2 separate regions of the Homo sapiens genome follow, and region 1 is linked to region 2. A link is a loop called in an ENCODE intact Hi-C map of the cell type or tissue named here. Cell type or tissue: dorsolateral prefrontal cortex. All regions are shown on one strand. Each heading gives the region's core, and the rest is flanking DNA. Links, peaks and the distances in the headings are about the cores only. Region 1 overlaps RAB40B (RAB40B, member RAS oncogene family). Region 2 overlaps FN3K (fructosamine 3 kinase).

Region 1 (11,342 bases), core at 3,472-5,971, 57 kb before region 2:
TAGGCATGAGCCACCGCGCCCGGCCAAGGGTCTTTTCAGATGTAATCAAGTTAAGATGAGGTCATACTGAGTTAGGTGGGCCCTAAATCCAATGGCTAGTGTTCTTATAAGCACAGAGAGATTTGGGGACACAGACACCCAGGAGAGAAGGCTGTGTGACGACAGACAGCAGGGACTGGAACGGTGCTGCCACAGGCCACAGAACGCCGAGGGCTGCCAGCAGCACCCCAGAAGTCAGGGGAGTCAGGAAGGGTCCCCGCTTAGAGCCTGCCAAGGGAGCGTGGCCCAGGCAACACCTTCATTCTGGGCTTCTGGTCTCTAGAACTGTGAGAGAATAAATCTCTGTTTCAATTTGTCCAAAAGCCCCTTCACTCAGCAGCTCTTTTCCATTAGTCACAGCAGCCCATCCAAAAGCCACTTCACTCAGCAGCTCTGGAGCCCCCCACCTTCCTCCACGTTCCTCCCGTCCAGTGCTGGGGGGAAGGATGCTCAGAGCTCAGGGGCATGGAAGACCCTCCCATCCAGTGCTGGGGCGAAGGGTGCTCAGAGGTCAAGGGCATGGAAGACCCTCCCGTCCAGTGCTGGGGGGAAGGAGGCTCAGAGCTCAGGGGTATCAAAGACCCTCCTGTCCAGTGCTGGGGGGAAGGGTGCTCAGAGGTCAAGGGCATGGAAGACTCTTGTCTGTGGGCCCCCCCACACCCCCGATGATGCCCAGATCTGATGACGCTGGCCTCTATGTCTCTCCAAAGTCAAACCAACACGACGCAATTTGAACCCGTGAGTGTACCACAGTGTTCTCTCCTCAAACATACGTGGCCTCCTGAGCTGGAAGAAACAGACTTTATTTCCAGATGAATTTTATTAATCTAAGAGAAAATTTCATACTCTTCATACTTATCTATTTACTCTTTCCTATTAAGATAATAACTTCTGGCCTTATGTATTAGGGTCACTAAAGTTTAATATGTATATTTATGCCTCTGTAAACTTGTTTTTGCTTTTATTTTTAGTCAAACAAAATGCCAGTCCTATCACGAGTCACAAATATAAATAACACACCAGTTGATTCAAATTCAGGAGCAAACTTTGCTGAGTCACATTAGGGGGAGGGTAATTAATTAATTATTAGCTGCAAGAAGTTGAGATACGTAACCCACATAAAGTAAAAACAGCCTGAGGCTCATTCCTAGCTGAGAAAACCCCAAGATCTGTTACAATGGCCTCGTTGTTCTCCACTGACAGCTTTCTGGGGCTCTCTCTCCAGGACATGGCCGCCAGCTTCTGTGAGAGGTGCTGGCATCCTCGGAGAGACTGAGAAGTCAAGCACAGGGTTCCTGGAAAACCAGCCCTCCTGACTGGCTGCCGATCATGCAGGGCAGGTGCCTTCAAGACTTTACGCCCCCAGCCAGGCGCGGTGGCTCATGTCTGCAATCTCAACACTTTGGGAAGCTGAGGCAGGAGGATCGCTTGAGCCCAGAAATTCAAGACAAGCCTGGGCGGCATAGCAAGACCCTCTCTCTACTAAAAATAAAATAATTAGCCGGGCATGGTGGCATGCACCTATAGTCCCAGCCAACTGGGGGGCTGAGGTGAGAGGACTGTTTGAGCCCAGGAGGTCAAAGCTCCATTAAGCTGTGATCGCACCACTGCACTCCAGCCTGGGCAATAAGCCAGACCCGGTTTCAAAAAAGACTTTACATCCCTGAAAGTTTTCATTTCATGGTGCTGAGCGTCCATCAGTCCATCCTTCTCTCTGCCAGCCGGGGCCCAAAACACACTAAGTCACCATCACGCCCAGCTAATTTTTAAACTTTCTGTAGAGACGAGGTTTCCCTATATTTCCTAGGCTGGTCTGAACTCCTGAGCTCAAGCGATCCCAAAGTGCTGGGATTACAGGTGTGAGCCACCATGCCTGGCCCTCATGACCACTTTTAAAAATTGTTTTGGGCCGGGCACGGTAGCTCACGCCTGTAATCCCAGCACTTTGGGAGTCCGAGGCGGGTAGATCACGAGGTCAGGAGTTCGAGACCAGCCTGACCAACATGGTGAAACCCCATCTCTATTAAAAATACCAAAAAATTAGCCAGGCGTGGAGGCAGGCGCCTGTAATCCCAGCTACTCAGGAGGCTTGAGGCAGGAGAAGTGCTTGAAGCCGGGAGGCGGAGGGTGCAGTGAGCTAAGAACACGCCACAGCACTCCAGCTGGGTGACAAAGCGAGACTCCGTCTCAAAAATACATAAATAAATAAACAAATAGTTTTGTTTGGGCCGGGCGTGGTGGCTCACGCCTGTAATCCCAGCACTTTGGGAGGCTGAGGCAGGTGGATCACCTGAGGTCAGGAGTTCGAGACCAGCCTGGCCAACATAGTGAAACCCCGTCTTTACTAAAAATACAAAAATTAGCCGGGCATGGTGGTGCATGCCTGTAATCCCAGCTACTCAGGACACTGAGGCAGGAAAATTGCTTGAACCCAGGAAGCAGAGGTTGCAGTGAGCCAAGATCGCACCACTGCACTCCAGCCTGAGCAACAGAGTAAGACTCTGTCTCAAAAAAAATTTAAAAATTGTTTTGTTTGATAAAGTCTAGATCTCTAATATTTTTATGCCCAAGCCCTTTGGATGCTGTTGTTCTTTTCAGGTTTTGTGTATATAGAGCTAATTAAGCTGAAGAATCCTGGGAATAAAGTTTAAAATAAAGGTTAAAAACATCTCTGAATGTGAACAGTACCCACAGCCAGCACATACCAGCTGATTCCACTGTTGCCTCTGACGCCCCTTGCCACTGTCTTCACTCCAAATGCACCCAGCGCGGAGCAGCCTGCACTCCTGGGGCAGGAGGAGCAGTGAGCAGGTGCGGCTGGCAGGATGAGGCAGGACTGCGGGTCTGCCTGCTCCAGCTGCGTCCACTCTGCACCACGGTGGTGCCTGGTGCCAGGCTGGTGGACAGGCTGGTGACAGGGGACTCAGGGGCGATGGGTGGGCCTCCAGCCCCCAGAGCTGACCCTCTCTCTGCCTGGAGAAACCTGGCTGGCTTGCTTTGAGCCTCTCCCAGCCTGTCACTGGAAATCAGGTTCACCTGGGGCTGGGGTTACAGAAGTAACAGGTCAAGCTAAAGGATGGTCATCAGGGCGGGGAGAGGACCCTGCAGGACACAGGCGAGGTGGGGCCGAATTGAGGGCTTCTAATGGCAAAACTTGATACAATGCAATGGTGTTATTTTCAAATGCATAGAGACATTTAATGTATTTTAAAAATTAATTTTCTCACAAGTGGTACCGCAGGAGGTAAAGAAGTAGAAAACTGGCCGGGCACGTGGCTCACACCTGTAATCCCAGCACTTTCGGAGGCCAAGGCGGGTGGATCACGAGGTCAGGAGTTCAAGATCAGCCTGGCCAAGATGGTGAAACCCCGTCTCCACTAAAACTACAAAAAATTAGCTGGACGTGATGGTGGGCACCTGTAATCCGAGCTACTCAGGAGGCTGAGGCAGAGAATTGCTTGGACCCAGGAGGCGGAGGTTGCAGTGAACCGAGATCGTGCCACTGCACTCCAGCCTGGGTGACAGAGCAAAACTTCATCTCAAAAAAAAAAAAAAAGAAGTAGAAAACCATCATCTCCTCCTTAAGGACTGCACTATAAAGAAGCAGGATAAAATATGATTTGACTTTCAGTTCAAACTTGAAAGTGATGACTTTATAAATCGTGTTTTATATCTCGAGGTGGTTGCCAAGGGAAACCAGAAGAGTAGCTGTATTAATCAGCAAATCCACCTCTGTCTGAAGAATCAGAGGGAGCATGGAGTGTGCATGTGTGTCCAGGGGAAGATCTGCAGAATTGGAGGGAGCACGGAGTGTGCACACGTGTTCTCGGGGAGCAGAGAGTGTGTTTGTGTGTCCAGGGGAAGATCTGCAGAATTGGAGGGAGACGGAGTGTGCATGTGTGTTCCTGGGAGCAGAGAGTGTGTACGTGTGTCCAGGGGGAGATCTGCAGAATTGGAAGGAGCATGGAGTGTGCACATGTGTTCTCAGGGAGCAGAGAGTGTGCACGTGTGTCCAGGAGAAGATCTGCAGAATTGGAGGGAGCATGGAGTGTGCACGTGTGTTGCCGGGGAGCAGAGAGTGTGCACGTGTGTCCAGGAGAAGATCTGCAGAATTGGAGGGAGCATGGAGTGTGCACGTGTGTTGCCGGGGAGCAGAGAGTGTGCACGTGTGTCCAGGGGAAGATCTGCAGAATTGGAGGGAGCATGGAGTGTGCACATGTGTTCCCGGGGAGCAGAGAGTGTGCACGTGTGTGCAGGGGAAGATCTGCAGAATTGGAGGGAGATGGAGTGTGCATGTGTGTTCCTGGGGAACAGAGAGTGTGCACGTGTGTCCAGGGGAAGATCTGCAGAATTGGAGGGAGATGAAGTGTGCATGTGTGTTCCTGGGGAACAGAGAGTGTGCACGTGTGTCCAGGGGAAGATCTGCAGAATTGGAGAGAGACGGAGTGTGCACGTTTGCCCCGGGGGAGCATGGAGTGGGCACGCATGTCCCAGGGGAACATCTGTCCAAGGCAAAGAGGAAGGAGCAAACCCCAGCAACTGTGTCACTTTCCATAACGGAGGCTCTGATGCTCGTCTCCGGGAAGAAAAGCTCCCTCAGTGGAGCCTTCTCCCAACATTAAACATTGGAAACAGAGGGGAGGGCCAGGCCCTGCACCTGCACCCCGGTGTGTCCACGCACCGTGTAGTCTTGAGGGAGTGGCTCAGCCTCTCTGGGCCTCACAATATAACCTCTCTCAAGATGATTCCCCCTCTCAGTAAGTGAGGGTTATTATTATTAGCTCTTAGCAAAAATGAAACAAAGAAAGAACAATGGGACTTTTATGCTGGGAAAAGGACACTGAAGAAACAGCCAGGAGAAAGGATTGGAGAAGACAATGAGGCCCTCATGCTGGGGAAAAGGGTGGGAGGCAAGAGGTGGTGGCATCTGGTGTAGTTAATCCACCCCCCTCCCTGTCACCAATAAACATGTGCAAAAGGCCGGGCGCGGTGGCTCACGCCTGTAATCCCAGCTACTCGGGAGGCCCAGGCAGGCGGATTGCCTGAGGTCAGGAGTTCGAGACCAGCCTGACCAACATGGTGAAACCCCCATCTCTACTAAAAATACAAAAATTAGCCGGGCATGGTACACCTGTAATCCCAGCTACTCGGGGGGCTGAGGCAGGAGAATCACTTGAACCCAGGAGGCAGAGGTTGCAGTGAGCCGATGTGGCACCATTGCACTCCAGCCTGGGCGACAGAGCGAGACTCCATCTCAAAAAACAACAACAAAAAAATGGGCAAAAGGCAGAAAACTCAGCACTCAGAGAAGGGACACAATCTGGTGTTGGAAGCACCAGCTGGGGTGGCGGAAAGGCAGGGCCCTGCTGTGCCCCGACCATATCCTGGGCCAGCCTGGTGACGCCTTCCTTCTACCCCTGCCTGGAGAGAAATGGAACTTCCGAGGGGAAAGAGCGTGAACCGGGGACCCAGCTGCCAGACGGAAATGGGGTCCAGGCCACCAGGAACCAGGGGTACCAGCGTGTGTGAGGTGTGTTGCAGAACAGAAGACACTTCCCTGGGTAACCAGCAGAGCAGTGGGGCCCGCACGGTCCGTGGGCTGAGGTGACAGGCAGAGCAGTGGGGCCCGCACGGTCCGTGGGCTGAGGTGACAGGCAGAGCAGTGGGGCCCGCACGGTCCGTGGGCTGAGGTGACAGGCAGAGCAGTGGGGCCCGCACGGTCCGTGGGCTGAGGTGACAGGCAGAGCAGTGGGGCCCGCACGGTCCGTGGGCTGAGGTGACAGGCAGAGCAGTGGGGCCCGCACGGTCCGTGGGCTGAGGTGACAGGCAGAGCAGTGGGGTCCACATAGTCTGTGGAGTCAAGTTGCCGACAGGGTCCAAGATCCAAGAACTCTGCCCTGCAACTACAGACCGAGAGGAAGACAAACGCCCAGGAGGGAGAATCCAGGCCTCGCTGACCGTATCGGAGCAAAGGGAACACCTGGGCACAGCTGCCTGAGCAAGGACAAGATGCATCTGACTGCCCTGGCCAGCACAGGGCATGCCCATCCACAGAAGACAGAGTCTGACCCGGGGCACACACACAAGAGACAGGCGGGCCAACGGTGCAGACCCAGACCCACAGGCGGGCTCTCAGCTGGGACAACGGTGGCCGTGCGATGCGGGGTGGGGGTGGGGGGCATCCGACTGAAAAAAGTGTGTCTCGATCCCTGCCTCAGGCCTCACCCCAGCTGGAGGCAGCCATTCATGTCAAAGGTAAAACGATGCTTGTAGAGAACATTTTTTTTTTAAATCTGGGAGCAGCAAAGGTTTGTTCAACAGGACCCAAAGTCCTAACCACAAAACACTGATAATTTGGATTATGTTAAAATTAAGAGCTTCTGTTCATCCAAAAATACCACTGAAGGAGTGGAAAGGTGACGTGCAGATGAGAGTGGCTATCCAGGATCACACAGCCGACAAAGGACTCACAGCCAGAATCTATATTTTAAACACTCCTAGCAAGCATTGAAAGAAATTCAACCTAAATGAAAAAACAGACATAAGACTTGGGCATTTTTCTTCTTTCTGTTTCTATTTTTTTTCTTTTTTTTTGGAGACAGAGTCCCACTCTGTTGCCCAGGCTGGTGTGCAGTGGTGCGATCTCAGCTCACTGCAACCTCCGCCTCCCGGGTTCAAGTGCTTCTCCTGCCTCAGTCTCCCGAGTAGCTGGGAATACAGGTGCCCGCCACCACACCTGGCTAATTTTTTTTTGTATTTTTAGTAGAGATGGGGTTTCACCAAGTTAGCCAGGCTGGTCTCGAACTCTTGACCTCTGGTGATCCATCCGCCTCGGCCTCTGAAAGTGCTGGGATTGCAGACGTGAGCCACCAGGCCCGGCCGACTTGGGCATTTTTCCAAAGAGGAATTTCGCATAGACGTATGAAAAGGTGCTCAGTCATCAGAGAAATGCAAAGGCAAACTACACACCACAGAAGGACAGAGACAGCCCCGTGCTGAGAGGGAAGATGATGCAGCCGGGGCCTCCAGCTTTGCTGGTGGGAGCACCAAGTGAAAAATGCTTTGCGAGAATCTACTACAGGGAAACCTGTGCAGACATTTGCGTGCCTGATACCCAGCGATTCACACGCATAGGGACCTTTCAACAGAAATGCAAAGGATGTGTACTAGGAATGTTCATGGCAGAACAAACCATAATAGTCAGAAACCTGAAACCACCCAAATGCCCGTCACCCGCAGGATGGAGAATAAATCACGGTAGAGTCACAAAAGGGATGTCACCACCATGAGAATTAACACCCCACAGCCTCACACAACATGGGAGAGTCTCTTTCACATAACGGGGGCCAGAGACACAGTCACAGAAGTGCACATTGGCCAGGCGCAGTGGCTCACGCCTGTAATTCCAGCACTTTGGGAGGCCGAGGCGGGCAGATCACCTTAGGCCCGGAGTTCCAGACCATCCTGGCTAACAAAGTGAAACCCCGTCTCTACTAAAAATACAAAAATTAGCCAGGCGTGGTGGCGCACACCTGTAGTCCCAGCTACTCAGGAGGCTGAGACAGGAAAATCGCTTGAACCTGGGAGGCAGAGGTTGCAGTGAGCTGAGATCGTGCCACTGCACTCCAGCCTGGGCAACAGAGCGAGACTCCATCTCAAAAAAAAAAAAAAAAAAAAGGAAAACTCCAAAACTAAGAGAAAATTAGGAGACAAAAATAACATCTTTACTGAACTAATCAATAAGTTAGAAACAGCTAGAACAGTTTACTGAAATCAAAATTACCAACAAATAGGAAAGGCATAAGATAATCAGAAAAATTCAGGCCGCGCACTGTGGCTCACACCTGTAATCCCAGCACTTTGGGAGGCTGAGCTAAGCAGATCACCTGAGGTTAGGGGTTCGAGACCACCCTGGCCAACATGGAAACCCCGTCTCTACTAAAAATACAAAAACAAATTGGCCCAGTGTGGTGGCAGGCACCTGTAATCCCAGCTACCTGGGAGGTTGAAGCAGGCGAATCACTTGAACCTGGGAGGTGGAGGTTGCAGTGAGGTGAGATCACACCACTGCACTCCAACCTGGGCAACAGATTGAGACTACATCTAAGAAAAAAAAAATACATACACACACACATACACACACACACCTGGAAACTCAAAGAGTACGTTCATACTAAAAGTTTAACACAAACATTCAACTCTGAGACATGGTCTGGTTAAGCAGAAGAACTATGAGACAAAAAGAAAGAATTCCTCAGAAATTCATGAAGGGAAGGACAAGCCTCCACATGGGGAAAAATCAGCTGACCTCAGGCTTCCCCACAGCACATGTGAGCCAGGGGATGGTGGAATGACAGCTGCAAAGTGTTGGGGAAGAAAATAAATCTAAGAGTATTATACCCAGCCAAGATATCTCTACATTGTTCAAAGATAAAGACCATGGGCAGACATTCTCAGACACAAAAAAACACTCAGGAAATACTCGAGTCCTTCTGAAAAAACGACTGATAATGAAATCTAGGTGATTAAGAGGGACAGCACAATGAACAGAGACATAAATGGTAAAAGGACTTTGGTGAGCACTGACTGTATTTAAATGTTGAATTGATACTAAATCATTGCGGGCACTACAGCCACAATACAGAAGCAAGGGCTATAAACCTGGACAATATAAAAATAACAGCCTGGGCTACAAAACTCAGGAGGAATTGGGTGGAGGGAAATGGAGTGTGGAGTTACGAACGCCCTCATCTTTCTTTCTTTCTTTCTTTCTTTTTTTTTTTTCGAGACAAAATCTCACTCTGTCGCTGGGCTGGAGTGCAATGGTGTGATCTCAGCTCACTTCACCCTCCACCTCCTGGGTTCCAGCGATTCTCCTGCCTCAGCCTCCCAAGTAGCTGGGATTACAGGCACGCGGCACCACGCCCAGCTAATTTTTGTATTTTTAGTAGAGATAGGGTTTCACCATGTTGACCAGGCTGGTCTCAAACTCCTGACCTCATGACCCGCCCACCTTGGCCTCCCCAAGTGCTGGGATTACAGCTGTGAGCCACTGCGCCCGGCTGCCCTCACCTTTCAATAACAAGCACCTATAGTGTTTCTCAGCGAAACATGTCATTAAAAAAAAAAAAAAACATGGCCAGGTGCTGTGGCTCAGGCCTATAATCTCAGCATTTGAGGAGGCCAAAAAAGGAGGATGGCTTGAACCCAGGAGGGTCAAGGCTGCAGTGATCTGCAATCACACCACTGCACTCCAGCCTGGGCGGCAGAGAAGACCCTGTCTCTGAAAAAATAAAAAACAAAACATAATGATCTCAACTTCTTACTATTTTTCAGAATATCTTTTCTTAACTCTAAAACAAATATTTGGTAAATCAAAAACCTGCAAGGGTACACCCGTGATATCAGTTTTTTCTACAGCAGCTCAGGCCAAGTAGACAATAAAGCTCTTGATGGGATTTTTTTTTTAAGACAGAATTTCGCTCTTGTTGCCCAGGCTGGAGTACAATGGTGCGATCTCTGCAACCTCCGCCTCCCGGGTTCAAGCAATTCTCCTGCCTCAGCCTCCCGAGTAGCTGGGATTACAGACATGTGACACCATGCTCGGCTAATTTTTGTATTTATAGTAGAGACAGGGTTTCTCCATGTTGATCAGGCTGGTCTCGAACCCCTGACCTCAGGTGATCCGCCCGCCTTGGCCTCCCAAAGCCGGGATTACAGGTGTGAGCCACCGCCCCCGGCCCGGTGGGAGGTGTATTTTTAGCCTAAATCCTCCCTCCGTGTCAAGGGAAAGCCTTTATTACAAAGCATTGGACCATTGTTTTGGTTCGTCCTCAGTTCGGCATGTAGCAACCAAAAGTCACGCAGCAGAAGCATCCCCGAGCCTCCATTCAAACCAACCAGAAGGAAGTTTCACAAACATTCTGTGCGTGACCCTTCTCACACACGCCCCACGGCACTCACCTTCAATCAAACTCAACACTGTCAACCGTCTGCTCCCCCAAAACACGCACAGCTCTTAAAGCGCCATATTCGTCTGGGCGTACACGTTGTTGGGTGCTTTATTCCTGTAGCTCTGGTAGGGTTCATCCCTCACTGAGCCCAGACCCCGAGGGCACAGTGCAGACAAAGCCCTGTCCTCCAGGCGCTCAATCTCCAGCCCTGTCCTCCAGGCGCTCAATCTCCAGCCCTGTCCTCCAGGCGCTCAATCTCCAGCCCTGTCCTCCAGGCGCTCAATCTCCAGCCCTGTCCTCCAGGCGCTCAATCTCCAGCCCTGTCCTCCAGGCGCTCAATCTCCAGCCCTGTCCTCCAGGCGCTCAATCTCCAGCCCTGTCCTCCAGGCGCTCAATCTCCAGCCCTGTCCTCCAGGCGCTCAATCTCCAGGGCAGCGCTGGCCCTCGGACTTTGCCACAGCGACATCCGAACTATCTAGAAATGTGACGAATGGAAGCTTTTTGTTTTCTTTCCTTCTAATTACACTTCCACAGCCACACGTGGCTCATGGCATCCTACTGGACACCACGGTCCTAGAGACCTGCCACCGAGCGGGGAGGGGGGTAGGACATGCGGGGGCAGCGGCGCCTGGGGACAGGTAGAGACGCAGGCTCCCCTCCTGCCCCACGGAGCACACTCTGCACCCACCAGCTGCCAGAGACTCCCCCGCATGCTGCAGTTTCAGGAGGCCTCTGGGTGCTGGTCGTGAGCCCAAGCCCATCTCAGCTGCTCCCCCAAACTCTGCCCATTCCTCACCCCGTCCCCTAAGCTGAGGTGTGGCCGGGCACCTGAGTCCCACCCCACGCTCCACAGTCTCAGGCCACCCCCTCCAGCCGTGCCACACTCCCTTGGTGCTCACGCCGCCTGCCTGGAGCTGCCCTTAGGGGACAGCCTGCACCCTCTACCGAGCAGCCTCAGATCCCGCTTCCTCCCACCCTCTCCCGCTAAGTTCGTCTCTGGCAGGACCCTGGACCTGGGGCTTCCCAGACCCTTCCCAGGCCCCAGAGCTGACAGGTCCTTCCCACCAAGACTCCATCTCCACGCCCGGCTGCCCTCCTCCGCCCAGGACTCAGAGCGGGTCTCTGTTGGAAGCGTGGGTTCAGCCCCGAGGCGCGGCAGGAAGGTGGGCACAGGCTGGGCTCCTTCCACAGCCTCAGGGTCGGCCTCGTCCAAGCTGTTCCAGGGATGCGCGTGGGTGAAGGCCCCGCCTGCTCCTCACTCCCAGCCGAGGTGTTCGCCTCTGCGCGTTCCCCCTTCTCCTGGGTTCCTGCCCCCGCCTTTCTTTCCCCGGAGCCGTCCACCCCCTCGCC
Region 2 (10,651 bases), core at 8,152-10,651:
CAAACTTCTGACTTCAAGTGATCCACCCACCTCGGCTTCCCAAAGTGCTGGGATAACAGGCCTGAGCCACCACACCTGCCCAAAATAAGTATATTTGAACCCATCATTTGCTTTGTACTTTATTTTTATTTTATTTTTCCAAGACAGAGTCTTGCTCTGTTTCCCAGGCTGGAGTGCAGTGATGCAATCTTGGCTCACTGCAAACTCCGCCTCCTGGGTTCAAGCAATTCTCTTGTCTCAGCCTCGCGAGTGGCTGGGATTACAGGCACCCCACCACCTCACGCAGCTATTTTTTTTTTTTTTTTTTTTGAGACGGAGTGTCGCTCTGTCACCCAGGCTGGAGTGCAGTGGCGCGATCTTGGCTCATTGCAAACTCTGCCTCCTGGGTTGACGCCATTCTCCTGCCTCAGCCTCCCGAGTAGAAGGGACTACAGGCGCCCGCCACCATGCCCGGCTAATTTTTTGTATTTTTAGTAGAGACGGGGTTTCACCATGTTAGCCAGGATGGTCTCGATCTGCTGACCTCGTGATCTACCCGCCTTGACCTCCCAAAGTGCTGGGATTATAGGCGTGAGCCACCGCGCCCGGCCTAATTTTTGTATTTTTAGTAGCATGTTAGCCAGACTGGTCTCAAACTCCTGACCTCAGTGATCCGCCTGCCTTGGCCTCCCAAAGTGTTGGGATTACAGGTGTGAGCCACCACACCCAGTCCATCTTTTTCTTTTGCTTTTTCTTTCCTTTTTTTTTTGTTTTTTGAGACAGAGTCTTACTCTGTCGCCCAGGCTGGAGTGCAGTGGTGCAGTCTAGGCTCACTGCAAGCTCTGCCTCTTGGGCTCAAATGATTCTTCTGCCTCAGCCTGCAGAGTAGCTGGGACTACAGGTGTACCACCATGCCTGGCTAATTTTTTGTATTTTTAGTAGAGATGGGGTTTCACCATATTGACCAGGCTGGTCTTGAACTCCTGGCCTCATGATCTGCCTGCCTTGGCTTCCCAAAGTCCTGGTACTATAGGCCTGAGCCACTGTGCCACTATGCTTGGCCCTGCATTTTCACTTATCATTACTTTCTCAGCATTCCTCCCTTAATTCCTGGTACCTCCTAAGACTTCTGTTGAAGCTCACTTGGTTAATTCCTGTTTGTGATTACATGATGTTATTTTCTGGAAAGAGTCTTTGCCAGTGCTGGGCGTGGTGGTTCACACCTGTAATCCCAGTATTTTGGAAAGCCGAGGCAGGAGGAGACCCCATCTCTACAAAAAAAAAAAAAAAAAAAAAAAAAGCCAGGAATGGTGGCACAGGCATGTGGTCCCAGCTAGTTGTGAGGCTGAGGTGGAAGGATTGCTTGAGCCCTAGAAGTCAAAGCTGCAGTGAGCCATGATTGTGCCACTGCACTCCAGCCTGGATGACAGAGCAAGGCCTGGCCCCAGAAAAGAAAGAAAAAGCAAAAGAAAGAGTCATTGCCTGGTGTTCACTTTTTACTGTTTGAAGAATGGAGAATAGTTTTCAATGTATTTAAACCTTTCTCAAAATGGAACAAACTGGGTGGTGTTATTTATTATTTGTTATTTTAATTAGCTGCATTTCTTCTTTCCTCAGTCAAGCATCAAAACTTGGAGAGCAGATGGCAGATTTGCATCTTTACAACCAGAAGCTCAGGGAGAAGTTGAAGGAGGAGGAGAACACAGTGGGTATGTTCAGATTGCTTTTGGGTACCCTTGATCCAGCCACATTGTCTACCCTAGATGGGTGCTCATGGTACTTCTTGGTGGCATTTCAATAATAGGTTGAGTTGTATACCGTCTGTCTTTACACTACATTATGAAAATGAGATTATTAAATAAGAATTTTGATGTAGCTGATAAGCTAGTAGAATTGGCACATGATCCCTTTTATACCCAGCCCTCCTGTCTGGTGTGCTTGAGGTAATAATAACCCCTTTTATACCCAGCCCTGCTGTCTAGTGTGCTTGAGGTAGGAGTGTCCTGGCAGATCCATATATTGACTAATTGCTACTGTATGTAGTACATCCTCAGACCACCTATATTCTAGCATGCGTAGCCCAGGCTTGTACTGATGCTCTGCTGAGGTCTGGCATTTAAGAGAAAGACAAACAGCTCCTTCAGGCCAAGGATCTCTGTCAACAGGCCGAAGAGGTGAGGGTGCTGAGCCTCAGTATGTGGACAAGTTCGGCTTCCACACGGTGACGTGCTGCGGCTTCATCCCGCAGGTGAGTGCCTGGGTGAGGGTGTTCCCTGATGCCCTAATGCTGGTCACCCACTCTTTATATGTGACAGAATGCTAATCTCCCAAGCACCAGCAAGATTGACTACTTGATTTCTGAAAGCAGAGTAGAAGCTGTGATACCTGGAATGGGGAGAGCAGACGCTGAGGGTCACTGAGCTGAGCTGGGCAGGGTCATGGGACATGCTGGGGCAGGCAGATCAGCATTCCAAGCAGAGCGAGCCTCAAGTGCAAAGGTTGTGTTGCACAAGGCTCCTGATGAGTCTGAGGGACTGGAGACAGTGGGTGATGGGTAGTGTGCAAAGTCAGGGATTAAGTGCTGATTACTCAGCTCCTCTCCTGAGGCCTTTACAAATTATTATTTATTTAGATACAATTGAAATATAATTCACATAAGATCCACCATTTTAAAGGATTAGAATTAATTGGTTTTTAGTACATTCGTGATGGTGTGCAACCATCACTGCTGTTTAACTCCAGAACATTTTCTTTCTTTTCTTTTCTTTTTTATTTTTTTGAGACGGCATTTTGCCCTTGTTGCCCAGGCTGGAGTGCAATGGCACGATCTCGACCCACCGCAACATCGGCCTCCTGGGTTCAAGCGGTTCTCCTGTCTCAGCCTCTCAAGTAGCTGGGATTACAGGCATGCACCACCACACCCGGCTAATTTTTGTATTTTTAGTAGAGACGGGGTTTCATGTTGACCAGGCTGGTCTCGAACTCCTGACCTCAGGTGATCTGCCCTCCTCGGCCTTCCAAAGTGCTGGGATTACAGGCACGAGCCACCGCGCCTGGACTTAATGTTGTATTTTTAGTAGAGATGGGGTTTCTCCACGTTGGTCAGGCTGGTCTTGAACTCCCAACCTCAGGTGATCCACCCACCTCGGCCTCCCAAAGTGCTGGGATTACAGGTGTGAGCCACCATGCCTGGCCAGAACATTTTCATTATCCTAAAGCAGAACCCATTAGCAGTCACTCCCCATTTCCCCCTTTCCTGGTCCCTGGCAACCTCTAATGTACCTTCTGTCTCTTTGAATTTTCTGGATATGTCATATGAGTGGAAACACATAATATGTGATCTTTTGTATCTTTCATTCAGCATCATGTTTCACAGCTCTTCCATGTTGTAGCAGGTGTTAGAATGTTATTCTTTTATGGCTGAATAATATTCCATTCTATGGCTAGGCCACACGTTTCTTTACATATTCCTTTTTATGGCTGAATAATACTGGAGCCTCTTGAACCATCATCTTTGAAATCTGTGAAGTTCCAAAGAAGACTTTGGACAGCCCAACTGCCCTGTGCTTCTCTTGAAGAAGCCAATATTGGACCATATTTTGGTTTTGTTAGGAACACAGCACCCATTATATAAGAGCTAGTTCAAAGTCACTGCTTCTTGAAGAGAGAATACTTTCAAATCTGTCTCCTTGTCGACGCCCGTCCTGACTAGTTGGGTCCCTGCGAACAATGACCAAGCTCTCCCTGGTGTGGGTAGAGGGTGATTCTCCCAGCTGGAGGTCACCTGGGGCAAGATCCTCATGAAGCCCAAGCAGATTTAGGGTTCCCAGCCAACAGGCAGTCCTCACATCTGGGCTCGCTAGAACTGCACATGGAGCTTACCAGATTTACCGAGACCCCCGAGATCTCAGCCACAGCTGGCTCCCCTGGGGTCACACACCTGTCCGGAGCCAGTGAGCAGCACCCTCTTCACCTGTCCAGGTGAGCACGGCTGGGTGCAGCTTGTGGTCCTGTGGTCCTGCTGTGGATGCTGAGGTCAAGGGCTGCAAGTGGCGGGCTCTACAGGACTTGGCTGGCCCAGCAGAGTGGTGTTTCAAAGAAATGAAGTGAAATCTTACCCAGAGCCCCTGTGTGTGAAGCAGACGAGAAGGGGGCTAGTCTGTTTGGAGCACAGGGAGCCCCTCAATGCCCCTCGGACTCCAGGATCAAGGAACCCACCTCAGATCAGGTGCAGCCTGGCTAGGAAGGGTGAGGCGCCAGGGAGGACACCTGCCCTGCTTCCTGCTTGTTGTGCCTCGGACAGCACCAGGTTCCGGAGGCTTCCCACTCCTTGGGAGGGCTCAATGGGTCCTGGGGGAATGTGTGCTGCAGCCAATGGGGGGCAGTGCTGAGCGGCGGGCTCCTCAGACACCTGGGCACTAAGGCCCCCTGGGGCTGCCAGCTGGGTCGGCTGTGGTGCTTGCCCCATGCTCTGTACACTGCCACATACAGGCACCCTTCTAAGCACTTCACTGAACTCAACTCACCCACTTGCCCTAGCAGGTAACCAGGCAGATAATGTCACTGATCCGTTTTATAGATGAGGAAAGTGACATGCAGAGTTCATGCCTGGGTCCATGGAGCTTGTCAGCGGGGCAGCTGGGCTTCGACCCTCAGTCTGGCTTCAGACCACAGGCCCTGACCATGACGCAGCCCCTCTGTCAGGGGAGGCCTGGTCATTGGGACCAGCTGTGTACCCAGGTGGCACCTTCCCCGGGTAGCTTGGAGGATCACAGCCCCTCTGTTCAGGTGGCAGGACTGGGCTAGCCCAGGCTGGTCGCCTGCTTCCAGCACTAAACCTGGTTGTCTTCTGGAAAGAGTACAGAGCTCAGACGCTGGGAGCTTGGGCAGGCAAATGGGAAATAACGGGAGGCTGCACGGTGCACCTCTGAGCTGGGGATCTGACAGCCAGGCTATGGGGAGGGGCCTTTCCATCCTGCTCTTGAGGTGCACACAGCACCAGAGGGTGAGCCCAGGGGCCGAGTCACCACAGCACCCATGTGCAGGGAGATTCTTGGTGGGGGCCACTGACCAGGGCGGTCCTCCCCGAAGGAGTTTTACAAAATAACCCTTTGTATAAAATCAGCTTCGTATTTTTCTCTACAGAGGTGTAATTTGACATAAATTGCACCCATTTAAAATGTATAATTTGGTACATTTTGATGTTTGTACCTGTGAACCTTTACCACAGTCAAGGTGAGTATACTGATTACCCCCAAAAGGTTCCTCGTGCCCTTCCCTGCCCCTGGGCAACCATTCATTGGTGTTGTCACTGTAGATTAGTTTGCATCTTGTGGAATTTAATATAAATAGAATCATGTGGTATGTCTTCTGTCTGCTTCTCTCATGAAGGGGTGGGTTGCCCCTCCACACCTGTGGGTGTTTCTCGTTAGGTAGAACGAGAGACTTGGAAAAGAAAAAGACACAGAGACAAAGTATAGAGAGAAATAAGGGGACCCAGGGAACTAGCGTTCAGCATATGGAGGATCCCGCCAGCCTCTGAGTTCCCTTAGTATTTATTGATCATTCGTGGGTGTTTCTCCGAGAGGGGGATGTGTCAGGGTCACAAGACAATAGTGGGGAGAGGGTCAGCAGACAAACATGTGAACAAAGGTCTTTGCATCATAGACAAGGTAAAGAATCAAGTGCTGTGCTTTTAGATATGCATACACATAAACATCTCAATGCTTTACAAAGCAGTATTGCTGCCCGCATGTCCCACCTCCAGCCCAAGGCGGTTTTTCCCTATCTCAGTAGATGGAAGGTACAATTGGGTTTTATACCGAGACATTCCATTGCCCAGGGACGGGCAGGAGACAGATGCCTTCCTCTTGTCTCAACTGCAAGAGGCATGCCTTCCTCTTATACTAATCCTCCTCAGTACAGACCCTTTATGGGTGTCGGGCTGGGGGACGGTCAGGTCTTTCCCTTCCTACGAGGCCATATTTCAGACTGTCACATGGGGAGAAACCTTGGACAATACCTGGCTTTCCTAGGCAGAGGTCCCTGCAGCCTTCCACAGTGTTTGTGTCCCTGGGTACTTGAGATTAGGGAGTGGTGATGACTCTTAACGAGTATGCTGCCTTCAAGCATTTGTTTAACAAAGCACATCTTGCACCGCCCTTAATCCATTTAACCCTGAGTTTGACACAGCACACGTTTCAGAGAGCAGGGGGTTGGGGGTAAGGTCATAGATTAACAGAATCTCAAGGCAGAAGAATTTGTCTTAGTACAGAACAAAATGGAGTCTCCTATGTCTACTTCTTTCTACACAGACACAGTAACAATCTGATCTCTCTTGCTTTTCCCCACACTCTCACTCAGCATAATCATGCTGATATTTATCCAAGTCTAAAATCCTTTGATATTCATCCGTGATACACATCCATGTTGCATGTGTCAAAAGCCCATTCCCCTGTACGGATCTAACACAGCCTGTTTATCCATTCACATGTGGATGGATTTCTGGATCATTTCCAGTTTTTGCTCATACAAATAAAGCCGCTGTGAACCTTTGTGTACAAATCTTGGTCTGGACAAATGCTTCCACTTATCTCGGGTAAATACCTAGGAGGGGGATGACTGTGTCATATGGTAGGTCCATATTTAGCTCTTTAAGAAACTACTGGCCGGGTGGGGTGGCTCACACTTGTAATCCCAGCACTTTGGGAGGCTGAGGCGGGTGGATCACAAGGTCAGGAGGTCGAGACCATCATGGCTAACACAGTGAAACCCCGTCTCTACTAAAAAATACAAAAAATTAACAGGGCATGGTGGCGGGCGCCTGTAGTCCCAGCTACTTGGGAGGCTGAGGCAGGAGAATGGCGTGAACTCGGGAGGTGGAGCTTGCAGTGAGCCGAGATCTCGCCACTGCACTCCAGCCTGGGCGACAGAGCAAGACTCCGTCTCAAAAAAAAAAAAAAAAAAACTACCAAACTCTTTTCCAAAGTGGTTGCACCATGTTGCATTCCCACCAGCAGCATATGGGAGTTCCAGTTCCTCCACATCCTTGTCAACACTTGAGATTTTTTGTTTTAAATTACAGCCATCCTAGTGGGCGTGAAATATTATCTCACTGAGGTTCTATTTTGCATTTCCATAATGACTGAAGATGTGGAGCATCTATTCGTGTGCCTGTTTGCTGACAAAATATCTTCTTTGGTGAACCATGTGTTCACTTATTTTGTCCAATTTGTGAATAGGGTTTTTTTTTTATTATTGAGTTTTGAGATTTCTTTGCGTATTTAGGATATGAGTGTTTTACCAGATATATGATTTGCGAATAGTGTCTCCTAGTTTGTTGTTTGTGTATTTTCTTGGAAGCGTCCTTCAGAGGCTGGGCATGGTGGCTCGCGCCTGTAATCCCAGCACTTTCGGAGGCCGAGGTGGGCAGATCACTTGAGGTCAGGAGTTCGAGACCAGCCTGGCCAACATGGTGAAACCCCATCTCTACTAAAAATACCAAAACATTAGCCAGGCATGGTGGCGGGCACCTGTAATTCCAGCTACTCGAAAGGCTGAGGCAGGAGAATTGCTTGAACCCGGGAGGCAGGGAGGTTGCAGTGAGCTGAGATCGTGCCATTGCACTCCACCTGGGCAACAAGAACAAAACTTGGTCTCAAAAAAAAAATTTCCTTATTATCCTTTTTATTGTTGTTGAGATGGAGTTTCACTCTGTTGAGCAGGCTAGAGTGCAGTGGTAAGATCTTGGCTCACTGCAACCCCTGCCTCCTGGGTTCAAGCGATTCTCCTGTCTCAGTCTCCCAAGCAGCTGGGACTACAGGCACCTGCCACCACGCCTGGCTAATTTTTGTATTTTTAGTAGAGATAGAGTTTCACCATCTTGGCCAGGATGGTCTCGAACTCCTGATCTTGTGATCTGCCTGCCTCGGCCTCCCAAAGTGCTGGGATTACAGGTGTGAGCCACCGCGCCTGGCCTCTTGCTTACTTTAGGTTTAATGTGCTCTTTTTCTGGTTGGTTAATGTAGCAGCTGAGGTCATTACTGTGAGATCTTTGCTAACACAGATGTTTAGTGCTACACATTTTCCCCAAGTACTGCTTTAGTGGCATCTCACAAATTATAAGTTGTGTTTTTGCTTTCATTCAATTGAAAACACTTTCTAATTTCCCTTTAGACATCTTTCTTAAACAGATTTTAGAACTGTGTTTAGTTTTAAAATATTTGAGGATTTCCCAGAATTTTTCCTATTGATTTTGTTTTGTTTTGCTTTTCTGAGACGGAGTCTTGCTCTGTCACCAGGCTGGAGTGCAATGGCACAATCTCAGCTCACTGCAACCTCTGCCTCTTGGTTTCAAGAGATTCTCCTGCCTCAGCCTCCCGAGTAGCTGGGACTACAGGCATGCACCATCACGCCCAGCTACTTTTTGTATTTTTAGTAGAAATGGGGTTTCACCATGTTGGTCAGGATGGTTTTGATCTCTTGACCTCGTGATCCACCCACCTCGGCCTCCCAAAGTGTTGGGATTATGGGCGTGAGCCACCAGGCCTGGCCTTCCTATTGATTTCTAATTGAATTTGATTATACTTTGCATGCTTAAATTCTTCTCAATTTATTGAGATCTGTTTGCATGGAGAGAGAAATCCTACTCTATTCCTCTTCTTATAGGCCACTAATCCTATTGGATTAATAATTCACCCTTACGATTTTATTTAACCCTAATTACCTCCTAGAGGCCCTTCCTCCAAATACAGGTATATTAGGGGTTAGGGCTTCAACGTAGGAACGGGGGTGGGCACCATTGAGTCAATAGCAGGATATGGGATTTATCTATTTTTCCTGCAGTTCTTTTACGTATTTTGAAGCTGTGTTATTAGAGGTGTAGGCATTTAGGATTATTATGTTCATTAGTCGACTCCCTTTGTGAAATGACTATATTTGATTTTCTTTGCTTTGAAATCTACTTTGTCTTGTATTAATGTAGCCACTCTAGCTTTCTTTTTTTTTTTCTTTTTTTTTTTGAGATAGAGTTTCACTCTTGTTGCCCAGGCTGGAGTGCAATGGCGCGATCTCGGCTCACTGCACCCTTTGCCTGTGGGTTCAAGCGATTCTCCTACGTCAGCCTCCCAAGTAGCTGGGACTACAGGCCCACGCCACCATGCCCGGCTAATTTTGTATTTTTAGTAGAGATGGAGTTTCCTTATGTTGCCTAGACTGGTCTTTAACTCCTGGGCTCAAGGGATCTGCCCACCTCAGCCTCCCAAAGTGCTGGGAATTGCAGGCGTGAGCCACTGTGCCTGGCCTCCAGCTTTCTTTTGACTAGTGTTAGCATGGTATATCTTTTCTATCCTTTCAAGCTTTTTTTTTTTTTAGTAGATAATGTCTTTTTGCACATAACTTATTGTTGGATTTGCTTTATTTTTCCAACCTGCCAATCTGTCATTTACCAAGAGTATTTATTTTTGACATTCGTATTTAATGTGCTTAGTCATATAGTTTTGAGTCTGTCATCTTGCAATTTGTTTTTTGTTTCATCTGCCCTTTGTTCTCTCTTTACCTGCCTTCCTCTGGGTTGAGTATTTTATGTTTCTGTCTTACCTCCTTTGTTGGCTTACTAGGTATCTTTGCTGGGTTTTGAATGGTCCCTCTAGGGTTTAGGCAGCACTTGGCTCCGAATTGCAACAGTGGCCTCTTTTCCCTTGTTGTCCAGGTGAATGAGTGGCAGGATGACTGGCCGACCTTTTTCGCCCGGCACCGGCTCCAGGCGCAGCTGGACCTCATTGAGAAGGACTATGCTGACCGAGAGGCACGAGAACTCTGGTCCCGGCTACAGGTGGGCACGGCAGTGACTTCTCTGGGAAAGAGCTGGTCCTCTCATGATCCCGCCGCATTTGTGCGGGTTCATCTGTAAAACGGAGCTGGAGCAGGGAACACTGAGTCCTGGAGCACACATCAGGGAGGAAGGGGGGCAGGGGCGGGGGTTCCCCCAAAAGGGAGTCCGAAAGGAGTGAGGAGTGAAGACACACTTGGCTCCTCGTGCCCCTCTCCACTGCTAGGTCACCAGGTATTTAGCCTCAGACTTTCCTCATGTGAAACACAGGTGCTTGTAAATGGTGGTGTTTACCATGATTACTGTTCTTACTATCAGTAACACTTGTCCACTCCATCGTGTTCCTCTCCCATGGGAAGATGTGGGTACCAGATGATCCAGAATGACTGATTTCAAAACATAACTCTCGGCCGGGCACAGTGGTTCACGCCTGTAATCGCAGCATTTGGGAGGCCTAGGTGGGCAGATCACTTGAGGTCAGGAGTTTGAGACCAGCCTGGCCAACATGGTGAAACCCTGTCTGTACTAAAAATGCAAAAATTAACCGTGCATGGTGGTGCATGCCTGTAATCCCAGCTACTCAGGAGGCTGAGGCAGGAGAATCACTTGAACCCGGGAGGCGGAGGCTGCAGTGAGGGGAGATTGCACCATTGCACTCCAGCCTGGACGACAGAGTGAGATCCTGTATCAAAAAGAAAAAAAATCAAAATATAACTCTCAAAATGTTAAAAAAGAATGTGCATGTCAATCCAGAGTGAGTATACATCAAAGAGACTTGAACTCATTAATGAAGAAACTAGGCTGGGCACGGTGGCTCAAGCCTGTAATCCTAGCACTTTGGGA

Evidence for each region. Peaks named below come from ENCODE experiments on the same cell type or tissue, not always from the same donor. Only the 100,000 strongest peaks of a DNase experiment are listed, where the experiment ranks them.
Region 1: it touches region 2 in a loop (15-fold over the local background); 22 of 110 quality-filtered maps call a loop at or near these places.

Annotation. Positions count from the first base shown.
Region 1 is chr17:82,686,387-82,697,728 of GRCh38, forward strand. The region is part of intron 1 of RAB40B (RAB40B, member RAS oncogene family); the gene reads right to left. Among named protein-coding and RNA genes, the nearest start is that of RAB40B, 6.6 kb to the right of the region's middle. In dorsolateral prefrontal cortex, for the core only: no CTCF peak of the experiment used is centred there; a DNase peak (open chromatin) is centred at 4,985; H3K4me3 peaks cover 1,885 bases; H3K27ac peaks cover 2,500 bases.
Region 2 is chr17:82,739,167-82,749,817 of GRCh38, forward strand. FN3K (fructosamine 3 kinase) reads left to right here. Exons shown (of 6, transcript NM_022158.4): 3 at 1,597-1,688; 4 at 2,145-2,227; 5 at 9,689-9,811. Among named protein-coding and RNA genes, the nearest start is that of TBCD, 7.6 kb to the right of the region's middle. RefSeq lists an enhancer at 4,467-5,103. In dorsolateral prefrontal cortex, for the core only: no CTCF peak of the experiment used is centred there; no DNase peak of the experiment used is centred there.